Linked DNA regions of Homo sapiens: region 1 is linked to region 2. A link is a contact called in ENCODE Hi-C or POLR2A ChIA-PET data. All regions are on one chromosome and are shown on one strand. The core of a region is the stretch at or near the end of the contact, and the rest is flanking DNA. Distances in the headings are between cores, read along the strand shown.

Region 1 (6,118 bases), core at 958-3,457, 45 kb before region 2:
ATGGGGTTACCATAACCAGCAGCACAAAGCACAGCACTTAGACCTGTGCCAGAGAGCTTAACTGTACAATGTGGTCCACCTAGCAATGATAAAACAATGACTGATGAAGACTAACTCGACAAAGAATTGTTTGAGAGTCACGCATTCTACCCACTTACCTACTCTGTATTTTATTCTGGCGTTAAACTGGACTGTCAGAAACAAAATGCTTTGGCTTCACTACCCAACCCAACTAGTCTCCCAACACAACCCCATCCCGCTAAGAAAACTGCTATCACTGAGTCATGTTTTTTTGTCATGCCCTCACCTTCCAGCAAGGGTTGCTGTAAGAAACAGCCTCGAGAATACTAAGGCTGCATTTTCTGAGGAACTGTTAAGACATGATCGAACACATTTCTCAATATCATCTATTTGGTATGAGCCAGAAACTACAGAGTTAAGCATTAGGAGAAGTTGTGCCTACTCAGAGACCTGCTGCAAACCAATATATGTTTTCCTCATAAACAATGAGAGTAACGATGTTCTGTGTTTCCTTTTAAATGCTGGAAGCTAGAAAACTCAGAATCAAACTTATGATTCAATTAGAGCAACTGTTTAGGATTATGGTCTGCCTCTCTGGGGTCTATCCCTCCTAAACTGGTTTTGTTAGACCTGATTTTGAGGCTTGATCTTTCATATTTATAAATGTACAATTTTGTTTTATGTTTTTCTTGTAAGTTGCCTAAAACCGTCTGGCAATTGGAGGGGAAATGGAGGGAAGGGATGAAAGGCAGGCCAACTTCATATCTGGAAATGGGGAGCTGGAGCCCAGGGGGATGGAAGGGTACACCAAGGCCACGCAGTAACCAGAGGTGGGGCTGGACCCAGCTGGGCACAGGAGAGTACTCAGTTCAGTGCCAGTGCTGAGCCTTTCTGCACAGCCCCACAAATGGTACTTAACAAATGTGTTTGGATGATAATCTGTCCTTTTTAAAAAGTGTCACTTTTTTAAAAAATGAGGGTAAAATTCAACATTTCTAGAGTAAATTCAACAATTCCAGGATTTAAAAATATCTATATGAGTTCTTTCCGCCCCAGCCCTCGTCTTCCTGGGAAACCATCACTCCTGAAAACATTTCACGGACCAGGTGGCAATTCTGCTCATGACCACCAGGTGGCGATGCAGGACAAGTTGAGCTCCAGCTCTCCCAGGGCAACTAAGGCTGTGGGGCCATTGGGCAGCAAGTTTCCGTCAGGTTAGACTGTTTCTTCCCAGGCTCGTCCAGAAGTTACCCATAAATCAGACGATTTGGTCCCAAATTGTTGACTGAATCAAAACACTCAGTTCCAGGTCAACTTTGTATTAAACACAAGCTGGGCTGCTAAAGACAGCTACCTCTTAGTAAGCCAGAGCTTGGGCAGTGGTGGCTGGAGGGTGGCACCAGCACTGGCTGAGACTTCGGGAGACCACTCAGCCTGTTTGCTCACCTGTGAAACAGGCTTCGCACTAGTTACCCCACAGGGTCATCCTGGGATGACCACACGTATGGGAAAAGTCCTGGCCCATTACAGGTATGCAGTAAAAGTGTATTAATTGTTGTGTAGAAGTTTGGGTGCATCCCACAAGCCCCAAACACTGGTAATGGCCCCGGTGCTGTGCAGGTGGTCCCAGGGAGATGATGCCATCCAGGGCTGCATGTTGTCCAACAGCAGCTGGACCCAGCTCCCTTCCCTCAGGGGCTATGGGATGCTGGAGGGGCCCCTAAGGAGGTGCCCATACAGGAGGCAGGAGAGCGATCACTCCAGGCAAGAGAGACCTGCGGGCCCCTGATCCCTGCCAGCCTGTGACCAACCACAGCCAGCCAGTCCCCGTGATGTCTTCCCCACTGGGATTCCAAAGCTTCTCATGGAGAGGGAAGCCAGGCCTGGTTCAAGTCCCTTCACTGCCACTTGCGTCCCACTCCCCAAAGGTCCTAGCCCCACCGCCTTGAAGCCTGAGGGCGAGGCTTCCTGTCACCTGGTCCTCCAAGAGGGAAATTCAGCTGTGGGGGTCTCTGTTCCCTCCCCACTTCCCAGAATCAAGCCTGGTGGGCTCTCTGCTTACCGTGCACAGCTCTGGGCTCCTCAGGGCACTGTGGAGAGACTGCCCTGCTCAGGGCCTCCCCTAGGGACGTGTGCGGTAGATGCGGGGATCCTGGCCGCCAGGGTTTCTCTTCACAGGGTTCTGTGTGGGAGCCCTCGCTGCCACCATAGTCAGACTCTGTGTCAGAGCTGGAAGGAGGAAGGAGTGGGTGGGTGAGTCAGGGGGCCTGGAACCCATGCCCCAACACACCCACACTGCGTCCTGCCCAGGACTGCTCCAGCGCACCTGGGGGGCCTGGGCTTAGTCCTGTGTGCCCAGAGCCCAGCTTCGGACTTTGTTATGGGTTGAATTGTATTCCTGAAAACTCATATGCTGAAGTCCTAACCCCAAGTACCTTCAGATATGACTGCATCTAGAGATAAGGCCTTTAAGGAGGTCATTAAGGTAAAATGAGGTTGTTAGGCTGGGCCCTTGTCCCATGCACCTGATATCTTTCTAAGAAGAGGAAATGTGGACACACACAGGCACAGAAGGAAAACACTATGCAAACAGGAAGATGCCATCTACAAGCTAAAGAGGGAGGCCTGGAACAGATCCTTCCCTCCAATCCCCCAGTAGGAACCAACCCTGCCCACACCTTGATCTCAGACTTCCAGCCTCCAAATCAGTGAGAAAATACGTTTCTGTTGTTTCAGCCACCCAGTCTGTGGTGCTTTGTTATGGCAGCCAGAGCAGAACAATACAGGCTTGGCTCAGAGCAGAAGGGGCCCAGCAATGCATGAGGAGCTGTTTGAATAAAGCCTGCTCTGCTCACCTGCACCTGCCCCGGAGCATGACTCCTAAGGTCTCTCTGGTCAGATAAGCTCATCATTAGGGACTTGGTCCCGAAACTTCAGGCATTTAAATACTGCTCTCTTCCCCATGGAATGGATGAGGGAATGGAAAATTCTACCTGGGTGGGGGTGAGGGGTGGGTGGTATTTAACATGGGCCTTAAATAACTGGAATTCAAGTGGCAAAGAAGTGGAGGCAGGGTGTCCTAGACAGAGGGGCAGCCCAAGCACACGCAGTTCCAGGATGGGAAAGTACAAAACTGCTCAAGCAGTGATGTGTTAGTGAAACTATATATATCCACACACTCTCTGTACATGGAAATCCAGCAGGGTTCCTTCCACAAGGTCACTGCCACTCGTCCACCTGTGTCTATGGCAGACCCCCTATCCATCAGAGTGCCCAAGCCTGGCTGGTCATGGTGCCCCAGTCCTGTTCACTGATTGTTCCCAGAGGGAAGTATGTGATGTGGGAGTAGCAGCTGGAGGCCTGCCTTGGCATCCTGACCTGAGGACATGAATTTATGGATACGGTCTGAGACCCTCAGTAGCCGAGTTCCATGTGTGGAGACAGCCTCTCTGCCAATGGCTGTAAAAGCAGCAGAGAGAGAGGCAGGAAGGGAGAGGGGCTGTTTGAGACTCTGGCTCCTGCCCTGCCTGAATGAGGACCACCCTTGGACTTCCCAGTCAGACGAGCCGATGCATTTGCCTTTGTTACCGAAGCTAGTTTGAGTTGGGTTTCTGCCTGTTATTATGGAAACAGGCCTGCCTACGTGGAGGCTTAGAAGACTCTGAAGGCTGTGTGATCCAGGGCAGGTCATTTCCCTTCTCTGGGCATCAGAATGAATCACCTGTGGGATGCTCAAGCCTATGTTCCCAAGCCCCATTCCAGAGTCTGCATGACCAAGACTTGACGAGCCAGTTGTCTACAACTGCAGTCCCTGCTTTCCCCTCATGTTCTCCCCACATCTACTCGTTCACTCCACCGAGGCCACTTTGTCCAAGTTAACAATGAGCCTCCCGTTGGAAAGTCCAAAGGTCATTTCTCTATACATATCCGACTGGGCTCTCCAGCAGCCTCTGATGCAGAGAACCAAACCCTCCCTCTTGAGACACTTTCTTCTCTTGGCTTCCACCACGTGCCATCTCCTGGTTCCTTTGCTCCCCAGTGGGTTTTGCTAGCTCCTTCTCCACTTGCCTACTGAATGTTCAAATGCCCCAGAGCTCTCTTCTGAGCCCAGCTCTTCTTTGTCTACAGGAAGATATTCTTACTGTGGAAACAACCCATCAGAGCCCTGGGCTTTAATAGCCTCTAAAATCACCATCTCCAGCCCTGCCTCCCAGAACACTTACATATTCAACCACTTACCTGACATCCACAAAGACACCGGCATCTCAAACCCAACGTGCCCAAAACAGAACTCTTGACTTTCTCCACTAACGTGCACCTTCTCTGAAATCTTCCCCACCTCAAGATAACTTTAGAAATGACCATACCAGCCATTCAGTCACTCTGGAAAAATTCTGAGAGTCACTCTGAAATTCTCTTTCCCTCTCATTCAGTCCATTAACAAATCCATCTCCACTGCTCCCATCCTGACCCCGAGCTGCAGGCTTCCACCTGCTCTTCCTGCCTTTATCCTCACACACGCCTGCTTCATCCATTCCCCAAAGCGAGGCCTGCTGATCTGTGAAAACTGTAAATGAGATGTTACTCTTCTACTTAAAAATTCTTTGAATTACAGTCATGTCTTTCATAATGATGTTTTAGTCAGCAATATAACCCATATTTGATGGTGGTCCCATAAAATTATAATGGAGCGGGAAAATTCCTATCACCTATTTACGCCGCAGCCCTTGTTAACATCGTAGGGAAAGGTGTCACTCACGTGTTTGCAGTGATGCTGGTTTAAAACCTACAGTGCTGCCAGTCAGTTAAGAAGTAAAGAATAAAAAAGCTTATAGAATAAGGGTATAAAGAAAGAAAATATTTTTCCAGCTATTCAATGTGTGTGTGTGTTTTAAGCTGTGTTACTACAATAAAGAAGTTTAGAAAGTAACAAAGTTACAGTAAGCCAATTTATTATTGAAGAAAGAAAAATATTTTTCAAATAAATGTAGGGTAGCCTAAGTGCACAGTGTGATAAAGTCTACAGTAGTGTACAGCGATGTCCTAGGCCTTCACACTCACACACCACTCACCCACTCACTCACCCAGAGCAACTTCCAGTCCTGTGAGCTCCATTTATAGTAAGTGCCCTATATAGGTGAACCATTTTTTATATTTTCTACTGTATTTTTACTGTACCTTTTCTATGTTTATATATATTTAGATTCACAAATACTTACCATTGTGTTACAATTGCTGATAGTATTCAGTAGAGTAACACAATGTGCAGGTCTGTAGCCTGGGAGCAATAGGTTACACCATATAGCCCAGGAGTGGAGTGAGCTTGCCCATCTAGGTTTGCATAAATGCCCTCTATCATGTTCACACAATGACAGAATCACCTGATAACACATTTCTTAGAACATATCTCGGCTATTAAGCGATGCATGACTGGATACCCAGAACACAATTTAAACTCCTTACCTTGTCTTATAAGCCTTGCTCCTGCCTTCCTTCCTGGTGTAATCTCTTATTCTTTTCCCACTCAGGGTGTACCTGCCGCACCGACCTTCTCTTAGCCCAGACACACTCAGTCTCACCCAGGGGCCTGTCACTAGCTGTTGTCACTTCCTGCATTCCCCTTCTCCCTTTGCTGTCCTTTCTTGCCAACCAATTCTCAGCTTAAATGTCACCTCCTCTGGGAGGCTGTGGGAATTTGTCTGCAAAGATGGTTGCAATTATTCCCTTTAGATCCATGCCCCTTTGCAATGGGGGCTTTGCAGCTCTTCCCCTAAAGAGAGCAGCCTATTCCCCACTTGTTGAATCTGTTTAGGCCTTGTGACATGCTGTAGCCAATCAGATGGCACTGGAGCAGCACTGTGCGTTGTCAAGCCTGGGGCTCAGGAGATCTTGGATGCCTCCCCTCTTTCTCTTAACAAGCCTGGACTGCCAGTTGGAGGATGAAAGACCCACGGCCCAATAGCCCTCTGTCACCCCAGCTGACACGCAGGCTCCAGAGCAGAACCCTACTGGCCCAAACACACAGGCGAGCCCACCAAGACCACAACTGCCCAGCTGCACCTGGCTTACTTGGTCAGGGTTGGCTTACTCCGGTCTA
Region 2 (6,702 bases), core at 731-3,230:
GCATACCCTCCTTCAAAGTGAAATGTAACTGTGCACAACAGCACAGGCTTGAGTGAGAAGAGGCTGTGCTTACTTGGGTGATCACTATTTGTACAAGACCAAAGTTAGCCAGGACGGTGGGCCATACAGGCCAGCACTTTCAGACATTAACGGGTCCACGAATCACCAGGAAATCAATCCTCAAAAGCAGATTTGCTTTCTGTAGGTCTGGGGTGGGCCCTGAAAGCCTGTACTTCTAACAAGCACCCAGCTGCTGCTGCTGCTCCTGGATCTTGGATTACATTTTGAGTAGCAAGAATTTAGAAAGAATATTGCTTTGTTAAAACTGACTTAAAGCAAAACCGTTGCCCCAGGAGACTGTCCAGGGCTGTCTCAGAAAGGGTAGACACAAACCAGATTTCTTCCCACTCCAACTCCTAGGTTGCCAATAACAGAAACAACACTCACATACCCTTAAATAAATAAGCCATGGGTGAAACATAGGAAAAGACTTCCACCTGAGACAAAGTGTACCCAAGGGAAGCTTCTTGGGAATAGGCAGGAGCAAATCCCAGGCCCTGAAGCTAGAGAGCTGACACCCGTAATCTGGGAAATGGAATGTGTCTGTAGCCTTGTGCAGTCTCCGCTTCCTCTCTGTGTCTCTATTTGCTGGCTTCTTGCTTACACCACAGCCAAGTGGTGGAGAAGAAACAGTGCTTCCTGAAGTGCACCTTCAAGAAGCTCTAGGAAAATGTTCAACCCAGGGTGTTTTGAACTCATTGGGTAGAATGGGTTTGTTCATATTTTAAGATGTGAACTGAACTCGTTTTTCTTTGTCAGCGCTTCCCTTTGACCATCACAGATAATGGGTTGAATGGCTGGCTGCTGCTTTCCCCAAGGTGAACCTCATGACTCTATTTATTATAAAGCTCACTGTTGTGAGGGGCAGCAAGTCAGACACGAACAACCATGTCATGCAACTATACAGCAATAAAAACTCTTCGACCATAAACAGTAGAAAAAGTCCCTTCTACCTCCTATCAATCAGATATCAATGTATTATACAGACCGTCCCTCATGCCTCTAAGTCATCATTTTGAGGTCAGCCAGTAGGCTGGCAAAAGCTGGCATCCCACACTTCGCTGACAATATGCATGCTTGTGGAGTTGGAATGGCTTTTTTTGAATGACGTGTATATCTCAGGTCTCTTTTAAAAGCTGCCCAGGGAAGCAAGAACTGACACTCTTTCCCCTTGATCAATTTTTCAGAAGCAGGCAAGAGATTCAGGCTCTCCTTTGACAAAGTAACCTGTAATTTTCTTCTTTCACCAGAAGGTGGCACTTGTGGAGACCACGACATATGCCTTAAAGGCTAAAAGCAAAGGAAACACAAATGGATACAAACGATGATTGGGAGAAAAGTGGGAGTGCTGATGCCTCTTTACTATTTACTGTTAACAGTGGTTGTATATTGATTAACATGTGTCAGATACCATGTTCATCTTATTCATCTTTAAAAGTCCTGCCAAGTTTCATGTATTTCAAGTGTATCATTGCACGTTACAGACATGAACCACATCCTGGGAGGTTGTGTTTCTCAAGGTTACACAGCTAGTAAGTAGTGAAGCGTGATCCAAAACCCCAACTGTTTTTCCATCACGCCAAGCTTGGAACCCAGTGGTTCATGAGAGAGGGAAGGAACAGGGCCAGGCTGCTACCACAGTGAGGCTGCCTGTGGCCACTGGTTGTCAGGAAACGAGCCTCTGTTTAAAGCCACACTGTGTACACAAACCTCGTCCAGGTTGGTGAAGCCCTTCCGTCTCCGTTTGTTCATGTCATTCTCTCCGGTTTGACCATCCACCTGCAATGGCCAAGAAAGCAGGGTGAGCTCTGGGGGCCACCAAGGGCTTCAGTCCCACTAAGATCCCTGAGGGCATAGGGCTGGCTTTGAGCTGGCGCTGAGGATGTGTCCCTGCCCACAAACAGCTGTCAGCCTACAGGCAGGAGTGGTAGTAAATGACTCCGCACTGTGACAAATGCTGTCACAGGGTTTTGTTCAGGCACAGCGGAGAGAACCTCACTCCACCTAGGGAGCCAAGGCTTCGTCAGAAGGGGCTGGAATTACACCCCAAAAGATCTTCATGAAACATCAAAGCAAAAAGAATCCCGGTGACATAGGCAGGGCAGGGATGATCTCCATTGCAAAGTGGCCTTGGGCTCAGAGCAGTTTAATGGTTTGCCCAAGGCCACAGCCAGGTCTGCTGATGCTTTCAGTGTGCTGCCTCATGGAGACCAGCTGGGGTCTCTCTGCACCCAGGGAGCCTCTCTCCTACAAGAAGGTGACCGGGTTCACCTCACATGGACTCTCAGGGCTCAAATGAGCTGCCTAGGGATTTGATGGCAAATCAAGTCTGCAATTCACTCACCATCACAGATCCTAGTAAACAATATTTTATTAACTTCAAATAAGCATTAACTATAGCCTGATGACTAGCGTGACCATACAGCCTAGTTTGTTGGAGGTGGAGGGTAGTTCTGATTTACCGCTTTTTACCCCCAGCCTGATTGTTAACAGTGCCCCCTTCACTCTCAGAAGTCTCCTGGTTTAGATGATACATGACATGGTTGCCCTACTGAGAACGCCTCACAGCCCACTCTCTGCTGCCTGCATCTGGGCATTGAAATCCAGAAAGCCCTGCTCTACCCAAGCCCATTGCATCACCCTGCAAGGGCTCCCAAAGGGCACTCGGCTGTCAGGCTTGTCTCCTCAGGGAATGAGCAGAACTCTGGAGGCCGAGCTGATGCTATGGCTGGAGTGGGAAAGACTGAATTTAGTACCTCCTCCGTACCCCATGGGTAAGCCTACCCTTGTCGCTGGGCTAGGGTCCACCTAGGCTCCCCCATCCTTTTCTGGGGTAAGACCTCTCTGCTACCAGTCTTCAGCCACGGGAGCCTTCTCCAAATGGCTAGTTCTGTCAGAACCAGGGAGCCATGTCCCATTGACCATAGATCGCTTCTGCAGGGAGCCATCTACCCTCTCAGAGGGGGCTTCCATCGCAGGCCCATATTAAATCCTAGCCTTTCTACCATTTTGGATGCAGGGGGAAGTGCTGCAGGCCACCTGCTCACCTCAAACCCAGGCATACAGCCCAATCAGCCCCGTAAATCCTAACCTACCCGATCACAGGAGGATTCTTTTACCTCCTGGTTGTCTGAAACAACAACCCTAGCTACGGGTGCCCCAACACACAACCCAGTACGCATCCCCTCCCTCCAACGGAAAGCATCTGCATCCTCATCTCTTGTCCTCTTCATCATCCCCTGCCCTCTCCCCATATTTACCAGCACCAGATTTTTTTGTTTGTTTTTAAAGACAAGATCAACCACAGTTTAGTCCATTGATATTTGTTCAAAAATTTGCCCCAGGCAGCACAAAACAACACATCAAAGGGCCCTGCCTTCTCTTGAACGTTTTCCTCAGCTTCTGATAAATCATTATTCTGTGAATGGAAAAGATTTTAAGCCAAAAGCTTGGGCAAACACCAAGAGAAACAGATGATCTTATTTGCAACAATGTTGGGTCTTAGAGGAACAGGCTGTCTGGACCCCCAGCTCCACAGCCTGGGAATGCTACTCTTGCCAGCCCAAACCTGGGGCCTGTGAAAGTACAGAATGTCCTACCCAACAAGAATGCTTCATGCATAATCTTAGGGTTTTCTGTTGTTTTTTTTTTTTGGTTTCTACCTTAAATGAGGATTTGGCTTTTCCTCCAAAGGGCAAAACATTTTACTCTCTTTTGTACTCAACAAGCCCAGGGTGGGACTGTTCCACGGGAGCCTATATAGATTGAAGACAGCCATATTAGCCATGGGCTTATGAAGGGCATTCCTGGGGAGGCCGTGCCCACCAGCAGCTCCTAAGAAGACTCCAAATCCTTCAGGGGGAATAAAGGACATGGACGGGGACAACCTCAGCCCCTCTGACCCACCCTGACCCATGGGACAACCAAATGCAGTCTATGGAAAGGTTAGCAACACATATACCCAAATGGTTTCTACTCTTCCTTATGAATTTAACATTGAAGCACTGATTCTCAACTAAGAGCTAGGCTAAGACAAAAAGGTTAAGAACACTCAAACCTAGAGATTTATCTACTTTTTTCTTATCTGTATATCTATATTTGTGAACCAAAATTGCTTCAGTACTCCCTTTTCCTTGGACCCTGTTTCACTCTACAAAGAATTCAAAGTACAAGAAGAAAGAAAATACTTACTGTGCCCAAAGAGAACATGAGAATAAATAACTTATGTTCTTTTCCCATTAATGTTTCCAGCTCTTCCGCCCTAAGAATACTTTCTTATCATGATTTCCCAATGATTTGAAAGAGTCTATATACCAAAAGGCATTTATTAAACTAATTGGTTTTCCTATTAAAAAAAATCAAAGACGTAGATATCTGCCAATCTGAACATTTATTTGATCAGCACAAGATAACCATGTTCCCATACTGCCCGAGTTAATGTGATTTTAGCTCAAAGCAAACAAACTTTATATTTAGTTAGCTGGTATAGCCTAGCCCAGGAATAATTTAGATATGGGTCATAGGAAGAGAGGTTGACCATTGCAGGCTATGGTTTTGTTGATTTGGGCAGCAGCTATGATAGTCAGGAAGACGGCCAGTGATAGCAAGAGAGCTCTTTCTTCAAGGAATCATGGATTTGAGCATTGGTACTAATTATTTCCCAGCTGTGTGATCTCAGGAAAACCATCCAACTACTTTGACTTCAGTTTCCTTAACTATAAGAAGGGATCTTATATTGTTTAGTTCATAAGCTGTTGTGAGAGTAATGAAATCACAGATGTAAAACACTTCTTAAACTATAACGTGCTAGACAGTAGTCTCCCCTCATCCATGGCAGATACATTCCAAGGCCCCCAGTGGAATCCAGAAACCATGGATACTGCCAAACCCTAGATATGCTGTTTTTTTGATCTGGTAACTGAGACAGCTAAGGTGACTAATGGGTGGGTAGCAAATACACCATGGATATGCTGGACAAAGGGATGATTCACATTCCAGGCAGGATGGAGTGGGATGCTGTGAGATTTCATCATGCTACTCAGAATGGTGTGCAATCTAAAACTGAATTGTTTCTGGAATTTTCCTTTTAATATTTTTGGACCATGGGTGAACACAGGTCACTGAAACCCTAGAAAGCAAAACTGCAGATAAGGAGGGCACTACTGTACAAGTATTAGACACTATTAGTGAGGCTAGTGTTAGTAACATAATTTATTTTATTTATTCTCTTTTTGGGGACAGGGTCTTGTTGTGTTGCCCAGGCTGGAGTGCAGTGGTGTGATCTTGGCTCACTGCAACCTCTGCCTCCCAGGTTAAAGTGATTCTCATGCCTCAGCCTCCCAAGAAGCTGGGACTACTGGTGTGCACCACCACGCAGGCTAATTTTTGTATTTTTAGTAGAGACAGGGTTTCACTTTGTTGGCCAGGCTGGTCTTGAACTCCTGGCCTCAAGCAATCTGCCCACCTCAGCCTCCCAAAGTGCTGGATTACAGGCATGAGACACCGTGCTTGGCAGAGTAACAGAATTTTAAACATCTGAGTTCTACTTCTGGCTTTGACATTTACCACCTACATGACTTATCAAAATGTAATCTCCCCAAGTCCAAGTTTCCTCATCTAAAAACTGGCATGAAAATATGTTCCCAGCCTTCCTCCAAAGGTGACATGAGGAGCAAATGAGATGTATGTGAAAGTGTTTTGTATGCTGCAAAGGGCTGTATTGATTGTGGTTGCAGTACAGAACCAAGTGTTCAAGCCAGATCATTTTACTCATCTTTTGAGAAAACAAGCATCTTCATTTAATCATCATTTCTAAAGGAAAAGAACTATCATTTACTAAGCACCTTCCACCTGCCAGACATCGTGCTCAGACCTGCCACACGCATTTGATCACCTCATCTTTGCAGCAATACAATGGTGTACATGTTGTTACCCTCATTTTTCAGACAAGCAAAGGAGATTTCTGAGAGGCTAGAACATTTGCCAGACCCCCAGCAGACGTAAATCTGTGTTTGTCTGCTTGACTTCTAACTGCATTCCCAATCTGTAAATCAGCTCTGAATCCTGGACTGAGATTGCGCTGAGGAAAGGAGAGAGAGTAGCTTCAGCCATGACCTGCGCGCACCTGGAGGGGATACTCCAGGGCCCTGTGCTGGCCCAGCCTTGGAAAGCGGCACTCTTGACTCCCCTAAGCCTTCTTCAAACCTCTGCCATGAGAAGTCCTGGAAACCTAGTGGGGAGCTTTGGCTGCTGGGCGTGTGGTTCTGTGAGAGAAGTTGGGGAAGTGAGGTGAGAGGAAGTTCGTAAGTCCCACTAGAAGGTAAGCTGCCTACGCAGGGTCCTCGCTTGTTTCGTTCACTGCTCCATCCCCAGTACTGAGGAGAACTCCACATAAAATAGGCACTCAAGAAACAGTTGTTGAATGAGTAGATGGAAGGAAGAGGCACCTTCGCACGTAATGCCACCCGGCTCTTCGGAAAGTGTGCAGGTGGCTCAGGAAGAGGAGGGTTGGGGAGGGGGACCTGGACCACTCAGACCACACACTGACAAAAATGTCAGTCACATTTTGTGAATGCCACTCTGTCAGGGACCAGTGCTGGAGGAGGAGGAGGACCTGGTTGAGCAGGATCAAACCTGGGGCTA

What was found. Hi-C counts contacts between places; a loop is a spot of excess contacts on that map. ChIA-PET counts read pairs that join two places held with the same protein, here RNA polymerase II (POLR2A). Pooled maps may share reads with other maps.
Region 1: a loop to region 2 is called in a map of CD4-positive, alpha-beta memory T cell, with 13 times the contacts of the local background. The contact joins two enhancer-like sites. A Hi-C loop is called at or near these places in 33 of 168 maps with a recorded cell type or tissue (A673, CD4-positive, alpha-beta T cell, CD4-positive, alpha-beta memory T cell and 22 more), 27 of 37 single-sample maps with no recorded cell type and 36 of 50 pooled maps. POLR2A ChIA-PET finds 5 or more read pairs at or near these places in 5 of 52 experiments (A549, BJ, CD4-positive, alpha-beta T cell and 2 more).

Annotation. Positions count from the first base shown.
Region 1 is chr11:12,277,065-12,283,182 of GRCh38, reverse strand. It overlaps a transcript of MICAL2 not described here. Among named protein-coding and RNA genes, the nearest start is that of PARVA, 97 kb to the left of the region's middle. Within about 2 kb of position 2,207, at least 3 of the 41 ENCODE cell types and tissues checked have a DNase peak (open chromatin) inside an H3K27ac peak, as active enhancers do.
Region 2 is chr11:12,231,314-12,238,015 of GRCh38, reverse strand. It overlaps MICAL2 (microtubule associated monooxygenase, calponin and LIM domain containing 2), which reads right to left. Exons shown (of 28, transcript NM_001282663.2): 16 at 1,771-1,839. Among named protein-coding and RNA genes, the nearest start is that of MIR6124, 71 kb to the right of the region's middle. Within about 2 kb of position 1,980, at least 17 of the 41 ENCODE cell types and tissues checked have a DNase peak (open chromatin) inside an H3K27ac peak, as active enhancers do.